Regions from separate parts of the Homo sapiens genome. Here region 2 is linked to region 1. The links are chromatin loops, found by intact Hi-C in ENCODE. Cell type or tissue: IMR-90. All regions are shown on one strand. Links, peaks and the distances in the headings refer to the core of each region. The heading gives the core; the rest is flanking DNA. Region 1 overlaps SLCO3A1 (solute carrier organic anion transporter family member 3A1). Region 2 has its middle 33 kb from the start of VPS33B-DT.

The links. A loop is a pair of places that touch in the nucleus more often than their neighbours do. Peaks named below come from ENCODE experiments on the same cell type or tissue, not always from the same donor. Only the 100,000 strongest peaks of a DNase experiment are listed, where the experiment ranks them.
Region 2: it touches region 1 in a loop (4-fold over the local background); 9 of 110 quality-filtered maps call a loop at or near these places.

What each region holds. Positions count from the first base shown.
Region 1 is chr15:92,079,398-92,084,777 of GRCh38, forward strand. The region is part of intron 2 of SLCO3A1 (solute carrier organic anion transporter family member 3A1); the gene reads left to right. Among named protein-coding and RNA genes, the nearest start is that of SLCO3A1, 230 kb to the left of the region's middle. RefSeq lists an enhancer at 2,950-2,999. In IMR-90, for the core only: a CTCF peak has its summit at 3,058 (motif pointing left); a DNase peak (open chromatin) is centred at 3,034.
Region 2 is chr15:91,053,291-91,058,670 of GRCh38, forward strand. No RefSeq gene overlaps it. Among named protein-coding and RNA genes, the nearest start is that of VPS33B-DT, 33 kb to the left of the region's middle. In IMR-90, for the core only: a CTCF peak has its summit at 2,751; no DNase peak of the experiment used is centred there; H3K27me3 peaks cover 501 bases.

The DNA.
Region 1 (5,380 bases), core at 328-5,327:
AAGCCTGAGATGGTAGTGTTGGCCATGGGTCTCTTAAGAACTCTCTCCTTGGCCAGCAGACGGCCAGCTTCTCACTGTGCCCTCACACGGTCTGTCCTCTGTACCTGAGCTTCCTTGGTGTCTCTGGGTCCAAATCCCTAAGGACACCCATCAGATTAGGGCCCATCTAAGGGCCTCATTGTAATGTAATAATCTCTTTAAAAGCCCTATCTCTGAACACAATCACGTGCTGAGGTTCCCGCGGCCAGGGCTTCAACATGGATTTGAGGGGACACAGTCCAGCCCGTAATAGGGGGAGAGCAGGGCAGGTGACTGCCCTGTTTTCCAGATGGAGCTGCTGAGGCTTTGAGGGGTGAGTGCCTCGAGCACAGCCTCCTGCTGTTGCTAAGTTGTCCTGCAGAGCTTTGAAGCCTGAACTAGACACAAGGTCCTGCGGTCTCTGCACTGCCCCTTGCTGGGGGCTTGGGTGTGGACAGCAGGGAGCCTGCAAAACCTGCATCTGAGAGGATGTCCCTAGAGAGCTTCTGGGAGGACCCCACTGGGCTCACACACAGAATGCGGGCCCTTCAGGAAGGCACAAGCTGTTGTTTCTCTGGATGGATTTCCGGCCTGCGGCTAGCCAGCCAGAGAGGCATGTGCCTTCACCCTGGTAAGGCCTGGCTGGGCCTGGAGAGAAAGAAAAGATGCCTCTTTCAGCTAGGTTGAGAAGCCCAGAGTGGCAACAGCTGCGGCTTTGACCAACTGCAGATCCTCCCCGAGCATCCTGAAGTCGTCTAGCTTTGTGGGATATCGTTATACAAATTATTCTCCATGAGGCCAGGGCTTCCTACCCCTCCCAGGCCTGGGTAGTAATCAGTTTACAGTTCAACACACACGGAGTCCCTCCTCCAGGGCTGTACTGCCCCTATGGAAAAGGTGATTTTTGTGTTTTTTTAAACAGGGTCTCTGCTTTTCCCGAGCCTACAATTATTATGGCAAGCCCAATACATGGAGTTTTTTTTTTTTTTTCCTCCAGTCCAACTAGAAGCAGAACTATAGAAAAAGTCTCAGGTCACGTACTATGACAGAAGAGAGAAGGTGAAGGATGAGAGAAAATCTAGGAAGGCCCCTTGGAGGAGGTGGTATTTAAGGCAGGCTTTGAATGGAGGATCAGTTTTTGATGCACCGCTAGGGCCCTGGAGGAGAAGGAGAAACTGGGTTGAAGACCAGCATAAGCAAGGCCCATGCCCATACCAGACAGCAGTAGGGGCCATACTCGGTGCCCCAGAGGCCACACGGGGTACACCAGGCAGAGTTCTGTGCTGAGTGCTCACACTCGTGGCGGCATACAGTGCTGCTTTGGCTGGCTTTACGAGAGATTTGGGTTCTGTCACCATGCTCAGTGACTTTGGTCTGGCCACATTTGGTGAATGGCTGCCCCTCCACCTTCCAGGGTGAATATCAAATTGTGTCCATATTCTTCCTTTAGCCCATGTGCCCAGATGCATTTTTTTTGGGCGGGGGAAGGTAGGTATTTTTCATTTTTATGGATACATAGTAGCTGTGTGTGTGTGTGTGTGTGTGTGTGTGTGTGTGTGTGTGTGTGTGTATGGGGTACGTGAGATTTTTTGACACAGGCCTACAATGTGCAATAATCACATCAAGGTAAATGGGGTATCCATCATCACCTCAAGCATTTATCATTTCTTTGTGTTACCGACATTCCAGTGATACTCTTTCAGTTATTTTTAAATGTAAAATAAATTACTGTTGACTGTAGTCACCCTGTTGCAATATCAGATACTAGAGTTTATTCATCCTGTCTATATTTTTGCACCCATTAACCATCCCCACCTCCCCTGCCCCCTTCCCAGCCTCTGGTAACCATCATTCTACTCTTTACCTCCCAAATGCATTTTGGGTACCAGCTATTTCTTTGGTCAGTGCTGGTACCACTAGTGGTGCTTTTTTTTTTCTTTTTCTCCTTTTTTTGAGACAGAGTCTCGCTCTATTGCCCAGGCTGGAGCGCAGTGTTGTGATCTCGGCTCACTGGTGCGATCTTGGCTCACTGCAACCTCCACCTCACAGATTCAGGCAATTCTCCCTGCTTCAGCCTGCCTAGTAGCTGGGATTACAGGTGCCCACCACCATGCCTGGCTTTTATATTTTTAGTAGAGATAAGGTTTTCACCATGTTGGCCAGGCTGGTCCCGAACTCCTGACCTCAGGCGATCTGCCCACCTCGGCCTCCCAAAGTCCTGGGATTACAGGTGTGAGCCACTGCACCCAGCCCACTGATGGTGCTTTTTAATGAGAAAGTCTGGTCAAGGGCAGCAAGGGCAGAGGCTGGTTCTAGTCCAGGATTCTCAACCTGTCTGCAGGTAGAATCACCTGGGGACTTTGGGAAAAGCCCATTGCCTAGTGTGTCTTCCAGACCAGCTTCATCACAATCTCCAGGAGTGAGACCTAGGGATTGGTGTTTTCTTTTTACAAGTTTCTGAGGTGAATCCAATGTGCAGCCCAGTTTGAGCCCCATTGATGTATCTGATCTAAGAGGTCAACAGGTGCAGTAATGTGGGGAGGGGCACATATGCTCTGGCTCTGTCATGTACTGTGTGGATTTGGTAACATTAGTGTTTGGTTTTGTTTGTAAACTTTGTGATGGAGATAATTCTATTACACAGTGTCTAACACCTAATTTGTGCTCAATAAATGGTCACCTCCTCACCGTCTCCTTCCCTGTTCACCTCCTCCTCAGACATAAGCAAGGTCAGTTATGTAATGCTGGCAGGCTGTTGGCAGCAGGCACCAGATAAATGTGTATTGCAGGTTTCCTGCTGTTTATGGATCATGTTTTATTCATGCACATATGATGCAGAATGCTCCCTCTGAGGGGAGAACTTTGAGCCTGCAGATTTAAGATGTGGCAATACATTTATATAAATTGAGGAGACGAAGGCAAGTGGGTGATGAGAAACGCAAAGCCCTGACGGAGGGTTTCACAGGCATTTAGGAAGTGGAGGCCAAGGATGTTCAAGCAGCCTGGAATTGCTCTTTTTCCTAGGTCAGCACTGCCCTCTAGTGGGGCAGAGTCACAGCCAACCCGCGTTTCCTCCTCACTCCTCCCACTTGCGAGAACCATCTAGGGTTAAAATTACTCCAAGTCCAGCCAAAGAAACAGCCTAGGGAGACCAGCCATGCACGCCCCCATTCTTGGACTCATTGTTCCTGAAACACAAAGATAATTCTAGAAAGCTTCTATTCATGCCAGATATCAGAAGATTTGCATGCATTACATATAATTCTCACTGTTCTACAAGACTGATAACCCTTCTTCCCAGACTCAGAGTTGGGAAGTGAATCTTCCAGAAATTGAGAAATGTAACCAGGATTCCAGCCTGGTAGGAATCAGCCTTGGCTGATTCTCACGCCTTCACCACTGTGCCGTGATACCTGCTCTTTCTCTAGGAACTAGGTCCCGGAGTCCTGAGTTAAAATCCACTTCCACCATGTACAAGCTGTGTGACCTTGGTGCAGCTGACTGATCTCTCTGCGCTTCTGTATTCTCATCTACAAAAAGAGTCTCATAAACTCACCTTATCAAGGCATAGTGAGAATGATTGACCTTGAATAAATCAGAAGGGGCAGAGAAAGAGCTGAAGAAAATGACTGCCTCTGGATGGTAGGAAAACTGTGTTTTCCCCCTGCTGAATGCATTACTTTTATAATCAGACGAAATGATCACTTTCCTTGTAAAGAGGTAGAAGCCGTCACCCGTGTGTACCAGCCCTGCGAGATATTATAGGAGAGACCGTTTTCTTGTTTCCTCGAAGTTGAGTCAAGCAAATCTCAAGATTCCTCTAAAGAAAACCTCAGGCTTCCCCCAAAGGGATCTCTCATTTTGTCAAGTACAGAACCCTCAGCTCTGCCCTTCTGCTGCCCAGCTAGCTTGGTGCTGTCTCTGTCACTGCTAAGAAGTCAGGACTGACTGTCATGTGAGATCTCACTGTCCTCAGGTGCCCTCCCTTCCCACGTTCAGGAAGGGATCTGAGCAGAGGTTTGAGTGCAGGGCAGCGTGACTCCTGGGTACAGTAGGTTCTCCCTTCACCACTCTCCCAAGGACAGCTGAGAAGTGCCTGGTCCTTGCAGTTCCGTTCTATCAGCACCTGAAATTCTATTGCAATAGATAATTGTATTCTTCAGAAGTATGTTCTTCAGAGAATCGTATTTGTCTCTAAGCTTTCTGTCATTAGGAGAACTGTGTTGGGATTTATTAAAAATTACTCATAAGAAATAAGCCTTGTGCATAGAAACAGACGAGAAGGGAAGATCTAAATGCATGTCAGTGTTTCTGGGTGGTGAGAGATGGTGATTTGTGCTGTCATCTTTGTAATAATGATTGCTAAAATTTATTGAGCACTTACTGTATGCCAGGCGCTGTGGAAAGCCCTTGTGAGGCACTAATCACCCAAACCTCAAAACAATCCTGCGAGGTGGGTACTGTTAACCTCACTCACAGGTGAGAGTATGGAGGGCCAGAGTAGGTAAGTACCTTTGTCAAGGTCACACAGCCAGTGACTGCAGACCCTGGCCATGCAGCTCTAGGGTCTGTGTTCTTGGCCACTGTGTTATTCTGCCTCTCTACGCTTGGTTTATCCTCAGTCATCCTTAATGAGCATGTGCTGCTTTTAAAATGAAGAAAAGGGGTTTTGTTTGTAAATTAACTTACATGGTTCCAGGAATGATAAACGCATATGAAGAAAGACAGTACAAATATAATAATGCCTAAAGGGAAATATGAGAACGATGCTAATCCTTTACATGATCCTGTATTTTCCACATTCTCTAAAAAAAGCAGAGTTTACCTAAGTGATTTAAAACGTCATAAAAAAAGAAAATCCTGCTGTTAGAGGCACCAGTAAGAAGAACAAATAACAGCTGATGGTTTTTGAGAATGTCTGTGTTCCAGGAATTGATCAGAAGCATTCTGTGCACTACGTATTTGACCCTCAATAACCCCTTAGGAGGTAGGGATTGTTGTCATCCCATTTTACAGAGGAGGAAACTGAGGCCGAGGGAGCATTTGTACCATGCTCACAGACACACCAGTACAGCAGAGCCTTGACACCGATCCTCCCTCAAGGTCAGTAGTACCTCTCTGTCCTTTTCCACCCCAGGAGACCTTGAGGGTCAGAAACACGAATGGGTGCATCTAATTGCAAAGTGAGTAGGGGAGCTGATAGCAGTCCCTGGGTTTCTGGATGGCCTGTTTGGCTTTGCTCTCAGGGGCATAAAGAGTTTATGCCAGCAGGTAGCAGATGCCTGCAGCTCCTCGGGCAGCCTGTGCTCCTCTCACCCAGCCCCACAGGCTGTTCAACGCAGGAGCCATGCCCCATGCTACA
Region 2 (5,380 bases), core at 193-5,192, 1.0 Mb before region 1:
TACTAAAAATACAAAAATTAGCCGGGTATAGTGGTGCACGCCTGTAATCACAGCTAATCGGGATGCTGAGGTAAGGAGAATCGCTTGAACCCAGCAGGTGGAGGTTGCAGTGAGCCGAGACCGTGCCACTGCACTCCAGCCTGGGCGACAGAGTGAAACTCTGTCTAAACAAAAACAAAAACAAAAAAACACACACAAAAAAATCACCAAATTTTAATAATTATATACAGTTAAAAAAAGTCAAACAAATAAAAGGTTTATAAACCTTAACTTCCCCCTCCTAGTCTTAGTACTGCTCTTCAGAAGGAAACACCTCTGTTTCAATTTTTAGTCCTCTGACTCTGAGTGTTAATTAGCTTCTCTAAGTAGTAAAGTTGTACTACTACACCACCAACCCTGTAGGGCTTTATCTACTGGTTTCTGCTGTGGTTGATGAGAATTTAGTTCACCTGTACCACCACCCACCTTTCCTGCTCCAACTGGTTCCAAGCCTTCACCCCTCCCTAACCCCAGGCCCACTGCCATGTGACTTTGCAGCCCTGCCCACTTGTGTATCCCCAGATTTTGACTTTGGGCTTAGCCACGTGATATGCTTTAGATAATGGGATGTTCTCAGGTATGATGTAAGTAGGGGTTAGAAAAGTGCTTGTGGGCCAGGTGCGGTGGCTCATGCCTGTAATCCTAGCACTTTGGAAGGCCGAGGCAGGTGGATCACTTGAGACAAGGAGTTCAAGGCCAGCCTGGCCAACATGGTGAAACCCTGTCTCTACTAAACATATAAAAATTAGCCGGGCATGGTGGCACATGCCTGTAATCCCAGCTACTTGGGAGGCTGAGGCAGGAGAATCACCTGGACCCGAAAGGCAGAGGTTGCAGTGAGCCATGATTGCGCCGCTGCACTCCAGCCTGGGCAACTGTGTGAAAGAGTGAGACCCTGTCTCAAAAACAAAAGAGAGAGAGAAAAAAGAAAAGTGCTTGTGCAGTAGGGTCTGTTCTGTTGTACCTCTGTCATCATCTGGCTAGCCTGCTGGTCTTGGGAGGAGCATAGAAAATGTAGGGCAACACCATCCCAGTCACTTATAGACTCATATACAGAAGCAAAGCAATCTGGCCAGACCCAGCGTAGATCAGTTGAATTATAGTATGTCTGCAGATGGATGAACAATCATAAATGACTGTTGTATCAAGCCACTGAATTTTTGGGTACTTTGTGATGCAGCAGTAGCTAACCAATACATACCACAATCTACCTTCCCAGCCCCCCTCTTCCTTCTCCAGTTATATCATCATTTTTGTTCCTCAGTTGTTACCAGTTTGACCTTTCTCATTCCATTAATTATTGATGGTATCTCTTCTCTCCCCATTTTGTATCATAAGTTTATTTTCACTCCTCTTCCTTCCACCTCCACTCACCACTTTCCTGATTTCATCAGGAAATTCCAACAGCTGATTTCCATCAGGAAATTCCAACAGCTGATTTTTGTCAGCTACATCTTAGCTTTTACACAGAGACGTCTGATTTAATTAACATTTTGCTTTGTAACAGAATTTTTGGACACCTGGTGCTTTCTGAGTCCATAAGGTTTCCATGGAGGAAAATTGACAAAAGATTCTTTCAGAGAAAACCCACAATTTCCCATTAACTAGTTTAGTGTGTTTTCCTTCCTTGCAACCAAATCATCCCAGATTAGTATACCCTCAGTCCCATCAAAGCTCCTGGGGACCAAAATGTCAGCAGCAGTAAGACAGAACGGCAGGATGAGACTTATTTGCATTGAGTTATGTTGGGTTGTTAGCTGCGGTAATAAAACCCTGGGATGTTTCCTCTCTGACAACTCTTTCTATTGTCACAAACATTTGTGCTAGTAGCAGATGGATAGGTCACATCAATTTAATGTAACTACTGTACTTTACAAGGCTCTGTCTTCATTAACAAAGATCAATTAAACCAAGATCGGCATTATGCCCAGGAAATCAGTGTGACATTTAACAAGAAGGATATTCTCGATGGACACACTTTGCCATAATTTTTTTTTAACACATATAATAAAAAATTGGAGGTGAAAACGAGTAGATATTTTGTAAGGTTTAGGCTGGAGATGGTGATGTTGGAACCTGGAATTCTCAATTGGTAGGAATGCTATCCTTGGGTTTGAGGAATCTCAGATCTTTCCTGACCCCTCCACACCTACATGGGCCAGAGAGTGTAATGAGGGACCCTTCCCTTCTGCGGACATTCATTCCTTTATTTCCCCCATATTCTCTGGAATCATGAAAAGAACCTGGATTTGAGAGTAGACAGTTTTACATTTGAGCGGCCACTTTACCATGACTTTGCAAGTGGAACTTGGGCAAGTTCCTTAATGTTTCTGATCTTCAGTTTCCTCAAATAAGGAAAATAAATAAATGCCTAATAGGTTCTGCTGTGAAGAGTCAATGAGCAAAGCATCTCATATGCCTGAGTCATAGAGAGCACATAACAAAAGATAGCTCGTTTTATTCTTATTATTCATCACCTTGAGACACATATTTATCTTAATATTTAACTTAGCTCACTTTATTATCCCATACCATTTGTAGTGAGAATGTATTTTTCCCCTGCTATCCTTTCTTCTGTGATAACTCCAACGTCTCTCCTCCCTCAGGGATATTCCTTGATTCTTGGATGCTGTCTCCTCCAGCAGAGAAAACCGGAAGACAAGGGTGTCCCAGAGTTTTGGCTGTTGTTGCTTGTCCTAACACACGATGGCACTGTTGAAACAGGCAATCTTGCCATTGGGTGCCATCCTCCCGGTACAATGCCCAGGGATCTTAGGGAACCAGGCAGGCACCTGCGTGGAATATAGAGATCCGGCAGCAGCTGCTACAGCCCATCTCAGCCTTGTGGAGAGATCACTTTTATTTAAGTACGGCTTGTGATGGAAACAGACCTGCAAGCCTATTGTGTGTGCAGGAGGGATCCTCACCCTGGTGTACCCGCCCGTGTCTGAGACTCAGTCCCACTTCCTTGTTTAATTGCTCTGAGCTTTGAGTTGACACATCCAGAAGCTCCATGATAAGTGATTTCTCTCCATGCAGACAGCTACCGTCATACTCAAGTAATTCGCATTCTCCTCTCTGGCAGTATTCACGTGCAGGTTCCTGCCACAAAGACGCCCTTGTAGGGAACCAGCTCTGAATAAAGCTTGGAAAACTCACACCTCCCTGGGCACATCTCTGCCCAGATGAGTTCCTTGGACCTGCATGTTTCTGCCCACACTCATGAAACCTGGTCTGGAATTAGCTGTCAGCGCTGAAGGAATGTTGGCGTAAACATCACTCGTCCACTTTCACCTTTTAACCAAATCTCAGGACTTTAAATGCATTGAGGGTGTTTGCCATGGGAAGGAGGGGCATGAAGAGATACCCAAGATAAATGGTTTAATCGAGAAAACAAATTGGCAAACTAGATGTATAACATGATCCCATTTCCCTGTTTTTTCTTTTGCACTTCTCTATTGTCTGAATTTAATGTATTTTACAAAGTGTATGAATTAGTTTTACATATAGGAAAACATGACAAAGATTTAAAAAACCACCCTATTCTGCCAGCAAGTTGGTTGGAAATAGAGGCTTCAACTGAAAGAAAAAAGTAGGGGGATAATGTGGGGTCTTTATCAGTATTGCTTTTGGAAAAATTGAAAAATCATCAAAATTATTTTTTCTAGTGATATATGACCCAGAATCAAATTTTAAAAGATTCTTTCTTTCTTCCTTCCTTCCTTTCTTTCTCTCTCTTTCTTTTCTTTCTTTCTCTTTCTTTTTCTTTCTTTCTCTCTTTCTCTCTCCCTCCCTCCCTCCTTTCCTTCTTTCTTTCTTTCTTTCTTTCTTTCTTTCTTTCTTTCTTTCTTTCTTTCTTTCTCTTTCTTTCTTTCCTTTCTTTCTCTTCTCCTCTTCCTTCCCCTCTCCTCTCCTCCCCTCCCCTCCCCTTCTCTTCCCTATCTTTCCCTTCCCTTCCCTATCCTTCTGTTCCCTTCCCTATCCTTTCTTTTCCTTCTTTCTGCAGTCTCACTCTGTCACCCAGGCTGGATGAAGTGCAGTGGCACGATCTCGGCTCACTGCAAACTCCTCCTCTTAGGTTCAAGCAATTCTCCTACCTCAGCCTCCATAGTAGCTGGGACAAAATTATCTTTTAAATCAGCACAAAACAAAATTGATAAGGTAATATAAAAGCATATTGTGAGCTGGCCTTTGCTTCCTTAAAATGATTTCTGAAGAGATCAAAACAATTTCAAGGAACAGGCATAGTGGCTCACGCCTGTAATCCCAGCACGTTGGGAGGCTGAGGTGGGAGGATTGCTTGAGCCCAGAAGTTTGAGAACAGCCTGGGCAACACAGTGGGACCCCATCTCTACAAAAAATAAAAAAACTAGCTGGGCATGGTAGTGTGTGCCTGTAATCTCAGCTACTCAGGAGGCTGAGGCAGGAGGAGCGCTTGAAGCCTGGCATGTCGAGGCTGCAGTGAGCTGAGATTGTGCCACTGCACTCTAGCCTGAGTGACAGGCAAGACCCTGTCTCGAACAAAACAAAACAAAACAACACAAAACAAAACAAAAGAAAACACCAGTATCAAGGTCTAACAGTAACCATACACTAAGGACAACAGCAGAATCAGGCAAGAGCAAATGGTGTTTCTATGTACTTGTGGCCAAGAAAGATTTCTGTGCTTTCTTTTCATGTAGGCTTCCTTCTTCTGTTTTTACTTTTGATCAAGTGGTTTATATTTGATTATGCCTCCACAATGTAGAGCGTCTGAGCAGCATCTCTCTATTTAGTTAGAGATTAAAAACTGAAGAGATGAAGGAAATTGACATTTAATGAATATCAACTGGTACTGAGCACTGGGCCAGTGACTTTACTGCCTTTATGGCGCAGAAGCCTATGTCCAAGAGGGGTTAAGAGCAAATTCAAAGCTGTTGGCTTTTGAAGACACTTGACCCTTGGATCCTGCATCTGTGAACTTGGGAACTGCAAATATGTATACTTCTTTATGGAAGGGAAGAATTCAAATTTTTCCAAATATATATTCAAGTCTATTTTAGCTGCATATGTTTTCTGTATTAATTGGGTGATGTTAGCTGCTATAGTAGATTAACACCACTTCTCAAGGATTAACACGAACAAACATATTTCTCTCTTAGTTTCCTGGTCCATACTGATTGGCTACTCAGAGCCCAGGTGCCTTCATCCTGTGGCTCTGCCCTCTGCTAAGTTCCCAGAGTTATTTTCATTCAGCAGATGGGTCAGGGAGAGTGACTGTGTGGAAGACACGTATGTTTCTTAGTCATTTTGACCTGCAGGAGACAACAGCACAGCATCATTCCCTTGGTGAGAGCTAGTC